2 separate regions of the Homo sapiens genome follow, and region 2 is linked to region 1. A link is an interaction called in ENCODE POLR2A ChIA-PET data of the cell type or tissue named here. Cell type or tissue: GM12878. All regions are shown on one strand. Links, peaks and the distances in the headings refer to the core of each region. The heading gives the core; the rest is flanking DNA.

Evidence for each region. Peaks named below come from ENCODE experiments on the same cell type or tissue, not always from the same donor. Only the 100,000 strongest peaks of a DNase experiment are listed, where the experiment ranks them.
Region 2: POLR2A ChIA-PET joins it to region 1 with 6 read pairs; 2 of 35 experiments call an interaction of 5 or more read pairs at or near these places.

Annotation. Positions count from the first base shown.
Region 1 is chr21:25,508,840-25,511,766 of GRCh38, forward strand. All of the region lies in intron 4 of LOC105372753 (a long non-coding RNA gene), which reads right to left. Among named protein-coding and RNA genes, the nearest start is that of MIR155HG, 52 kb to the right of the region's middle. In GM12878, for the core only: no CTCF peak of the experiment used is centred there; a DNase peak (open chromatin) is centred at 1,239; H3K4me3 peaks cover 1,513 bases; H3K27ac peaks cover 2,500 bases.
Region 2 is chr21:25,456,375-25,459,301 of GRCh38, forward strand. All of the region lies in intron 8 of LOC105372753 (a long non-coding RNA gene), which reads right to left. Among named protein-coding and RNA genes, the nearest start is that of LINC00158, 26 kb to the left of the region's middle. RefSeq lists enhancers at 498-1,697, 1,049-1,338 and a silencer at 1,818-1,947. In GM12878, for the core only: no CTCF peak of the experiment used is centred there; DNase peaks (open chromatin) are centred at 508 and 1,197; H3K27ac peaks cover 2,500 bases.

The sequences.
Region 1 (2,927 bases), core at 263-2,762:
GAATATAAGTATAATTGCCCCCATTACTTTGTCTGAAAAATAAATGAGAAACCATGAAAAGTTTCTGAAAAAGTGTCTGACATAAAATAGCTGCCCAGCAAATAGTAGGTGTTCGTACTATATTCCAGGAATTATAAAATCAAACCGTAACTATATAAGCAACTCTGTCTAGACAGGGTTTTTTTTTAATTTTCTTGAAGTGGGAAGGGGGTGCATTTATGATAATGATTATTTCAGCTTTTAGAAAGTCAATTCATTTAATGGGATTTATTTATCAAAAAGCCGTGTTGACTCATGCCCAATGGTTGTAAGATCACGTTCTTTCAAAACTCCATTTATGAGTAAAATTCAAATAGTCTTTTCTAAAGTTAATATTTAAGAATGCATTTACATTTGAAAAAATTGAAAAAATGAAGACAGCACTTTCATTTCAGTAAAATTTTAGGAAGATAAAGGTCTGTGGAAACAAAATTATTCAAAATGTCCAATTACCTCAGTTACACTATAAGGTTCTTAAACTAACCTGGGTTTTTATCTAACAAAACTCTGGTTTATACTAAGTATGTTTTAAAATTTTACTTAGAAGAGAATCAGTACATAATCCATATTCTTTAATATGGCCAGCTATGATAGGTTTCCCAGAATAGAGCCCTTAAATTCTATAATTTTTATTTTTGCATAGATTTTTAAAATTCATTTTTAAACAAATTATTATTTTTGTGTCCTATGTTTTTCTCTAAATACCTACTAAAGTAAATGCAATTTGCTATACTTGAATTTTTAATTACATAAAAAGAAGGTATTTTGATTACTTAATTTCAAAATTCAATCTCTGATTATCTACCTTCTACTATAGAAAGGCTTTAATACACACTCCCAAATACGGAAGAAAAAGTGATGCATTCCACGCTGGAATCTGTTTTACCTACCTAGAAAGTCTTTTGCTAAAGTACAATATTAAATAAGAATTTTCAAATCTTACTAAAAATTTTCCTTCCTAAAATAATATTTCTACTGTATTTTAGGAAGCGTTTTATATTTCAGCCCATAAAATTGTCAGTTTATGACATGATACAATTTAGGCTGAACAGTTAAAAGATTCTGAGAAGGAAACTTGAATTGCTCAGAGAAAGTGTAAAATCCCATGTGTTACTAAAATCAAGGGACTGTCATGATAAAAATTTTCTGAATGCCTTGCAAGTTGGATACTTCATTTAAAAACTCCCCACCCACAATGTTCTCTGAAGCATATCTTAAAGCCCCAACCAACCCTTCCATTCCTTAGCATAGAATACATGTTGGTTTCTTTTTTGCAACATGTGCTTTCTTTAAAGTCAAATATATGACACTGAATCTTGAAACATTACAGGAAAGCGATTTAGATTCTTCTGGTTACTGCAACATAGCAAAAAAAAAAAAAAAAAAATTAAAAATCCCCTGTCTCTACTGCTCATGTTCCCTCTTAAATAACAACTCTTTAAATAGAGATCCCTGTTAATATTTTATGAAATAATGAATTGTCTTTTCCATTCATATTTCTTTATATTTCACATCGTGTCTTATTTTTTCTCTGCTCCCAGATTTCTGATAATTCTAGAATCCGTGAGATGAGTCCAAGCAATACATTCAGTAACTAATCTAAGCATTTGCAGCCACTGAATGTATCACCTGGACTTATCTTTTGAGCGTATTTTAAATTGGGTAGAGAAGACTCTAAATAAAAGTCTTTCTCTTTCTAATATAATGCATTTGTAAAGAAGCATATTAGATCTGTTAAATAAATAAATATTTACTAATTAAGTTTGCTGTCAATGTTATAAGCAAATTACTTTACAAATGGCTGATCTGGAATTTCAGGAGCTCAATTGCTGAAGTAACTTATTTATTCAAATATTCTTAAACTGTTGTTGTATTACCACAGTGCAGTTCTATCCATGAAACTGAACAAGAAAATCAAATTCACCTGAATGCCTAAGAGAGCTCCTCATAAATCCGTAGTTCAGTTTTGATTTGTAGGAGAAAAAAGAAAAATAATGCAGATTGTTCCAACTATTCTCTACTCCCTAAATCTCAAGATTTCAAATTTTCACTAATATCAAATGCCACCTCACCACCACCAAACAGAATCTGTTTATTGAAGGAACAAGGCCAATTGGGTGGGTTTCAAAGAGATCATGTTCCAACAATTAGTTTCATTTTCAAAGTTTAACTCTTTCCTGAATACTGTTTAACTGGGAAAATGAACTGAAAGCCCATTGAAGATTTTATACCTTTCTACTTCCTGGCCATGAAATGTGGCCTTGGAGTCTTAGAGGTAGATAGTTATATTTTAGAGAACCTTGAAGCTGGTTTGTTGTAGTAAGAGAATTTACATATTTCTAGATGTTTAATTTTTGTCTACAACAAAAATTAAAGTTTAAAAATGTAACTAATAGGAATGAACATTGCTTTGACTATTGAATTAAAGAGTAAAGAAAAATGGGTATTATATCATTAAAATAGAACAGAATCAAATGGTTCATTTTAGCACTTCAGAAAGGTTGTATCATCAGTGTGTTTTTGGGCCATTTTTTCCATTTATTATAAACTCATGATTGCTAACGGAATTCAATAAAGTACTTAAATTGCACAATAAAATATTCCCATGCCACTGAAACTCCTTAGCTATTAATTCAATAATTTTTTGTAACTTTTGTGAAACATTTTACCTAATATTTTATGTATGTAAGTGTAAGCTAAAAGTTTCTTCACTGTTTTCACATGATCAATGGCTTATTTGACAGGCATTTTCTCTTTAAAAAAAAAAAAAGAAAAGAAAAAAAGATATTTCCCCTAGGCTGGTGCAGTGGCTCAAACCTGTAATCCCAGCACTTTGGGAGACCAAGGCGGGTGGATCGCTGAGCCCAAGAGTTCAAGACCAGCCTGGT
Region 2 (2,927 bases), core at 157-2,656, 53 kb before region 1:
GCAGCCTCCACCTCCTGGGCCCAAGCAATCCTCTCACCTCTCAGCCTCCCAAGTACCTGAGACTACAGGCGTGCACCATCACACCCAGCTAATTTTTGTATTTTTTGCAGGGATGGGGTTTCGCCATGTTACCCAAGCTTGTCTCGAACTCCTGGGCTCAAGGGATCTGCCCACCTCAGCCTCCCAAAGTGCTGGGATTACAGTGTGAACCACCTTACCTGGCCTAAGCTAACAATTTTTAAAATCACATTAATGTTTATAAAGGTGTTATAATCCCTGGCAAAGTTCCCATGCTACAAGTCCAGCTTAATAAAAAATGAGACGCCATTTAGGCATCTAGCCTTAAACCTCATACCTCATGATACTAATACTTTAAGCCTCTCATAAGGGGAACTCATACAAGTCTTAATACTTCACAGTTACTAGAATGCTGAGACCTCAGATGAAATTTTTTTCTTGTGGCTTTCTACAGAAAACCATGAAGTACAAAAATTTGCTTTTAAGCTACTGTACTCATTTATTCAACAAATATTTGTCAGGCGTTGCTATGTGCCAGGAACTGAGGTGCAGGGAACACAGCCAGAGCAAGCGTGACCCCTGCCCTAAGAAAATTTGCAGTTTGAATAAATGTTCTCAGACCTGCAGTCATTCTGGGACTTTCCACACCTTCCTTCCTTTCTTTTCTTCTTTCTTTCTTTCTTTAGTGTTACCATCAAATTGCTACTACAGTGTGATACTTAAGAGAACAAATTCTAGAATTAAAATGCTAGGGTTCATAACCTAGTTCCACCAAGAAAAACAATTTTTTAAAGAGTCATAAATAATAAATAAATAAATAAATAAATGCCAGAAGAAATCAATACTTGATAATTGAATAATTATAAGTATAATAATTATTACTTCATCAATGCTCTTATGTGAAGCAAAACTCTGACAGTAGACACTCTAAAGTTCCAGAGAAACTCTCAAAGAGCATTTTTTTTGTTTTGATCCCAACTACATTGCTTTTCCTTAAGAAATGGTTTTTACAGTATTCTCAGACCACAATCCTTCAATATTTTAAAAATCATTCCATTAAACTCTGCTTTTCCATCTCCCTTGTGAACTCTTGGCCAGTGAGACACAGTTTCATTTTCACTTTTTCAAAATGATAGTATGAAAAAACAGAAGTGAAAGTATGAATCATAATATAATCAGGAGTTCATACTGAGATACCCATTTATAACTCAGAAAACCACGGGGTATTTCCAAACTGATGTCATTCATAGAAAGAATACCATGTGTTGTGGAAGAATAAGAAAAATTACCTAAACCAACTGGGGGATTTAGAATACATGTGGGATATTCCCAGCTAATTATTTTCATTAAAAAATTTTTTTACAAAGATCAACTGTGTTTCAAATACTTACAGTGATAGTCATCTTGGAAATTACAAACTGGATTCTGGGTTATACTTTTTAATTATGATCAGTGAGACAATGGACATTGAGATTTTGCTTTAGAGCACATAATGCCATTATAACTGTATATAACTCAAAGTTATTTATATAACTCAAGGTTTTATATATATAACTAAAGTTTTATTTTCCTTAAAGAGTTATATAAATACCAAAATAGCCATGAAATCCCATGTAGTTGTTTTACTTATAAGGAAGAATTTTTATAGGAAAAACTGTGAGCCCTGCTCAAATTATTAAAATTGGGCCGGACACAGTGGCTCATGCTATAATCCCAACACTTTGGGTGGTCGAGGCAGGCAAATCACTTCAGGCCAGGAATTCGAGACCAGCCTGGCCAGCATGGTGAAACCCCATCTCTACTAAAAACACAAAAATTACCCAGACTTGTTGGCTTGCGCCTGTAATCCCAGCTCTGAGATCACGCCACTGCACTTTAGCCTGGGTGACAGGGTGAGACTATGTCTCAAAAAAAAATTATTAAAATTTATTACTTTTATTGTATTATGTTTTGGGGGGGAAATACATATGAATCTCATTTTTCCAACCAAACAATTAAAAATGATTTTTCCCTCTCTCTACTACATCCCACTACATTAAAATTTTTTAAGAACTTAAAAATGTTACGGTGTACATGGCATAAATTAATGATCTTACAGGGATGAAACCTTTCCCAGGAAATATTCTCCTTTAGGTTGTGTACACTGGCTTGGAAAACACTTTGGCTGTGTTAGTTCTGCCATAGTTGCTCCTATGGTGGCAGCTTTGTCAGTTGTTTTGACAGATCCTAATATCCAGTTGTAAGGACAGGCCAGCTATATCTCTTTTCAATCTGAATGCCCCTGTTGCCTAATCAGCCAACATCCCTGACATGGAAAAGTCATGCCACTCACTAATCTTGGTAATACCCTGGCCTGTTCTTTGGTTTCTGAGACCTATCCAAGAGTCCAGTGATAGACCCACAATCTCCTGTCCTAACACCTGTTATGAACTGCTTTGTTATCCTGAATCTTTCAGCGAGGACACAGGTGAATCTGCTAGTAGGATGGTCTGGCCCCATGTAATTTAGAAGTAGATTTTAAAATGTATCAGAAAATCAAGTTTCTCTTCATTCTATATACCAACAGGAAGTCCACATGGATTAAAGACTAAAAGCAAACCTTAAAAATTTTAGGAGAAAATGTAGGAGGCTCTCTCATAATACTAAAGTTAAAAAAGATTTATCAAAATATAAAAAGGTTTATCAGTTGTAACAAATGTACCATTCTGGTGCAGGATATTGAAAATGAAGGAAATTATGCCTATGCAGGGGTGGAGGTAGGTATAAGGGAAATCTATGTATCGTCTGCTCTATTTTACTATGAGCCTAAAACTGCTCTTAAAAAATTGAGTCTATTGAAATAAAGAAATAACAGAGCAAACCATTAAGTACAAAATAAAAAAGAATAAATTTAATGACATTACCATTTT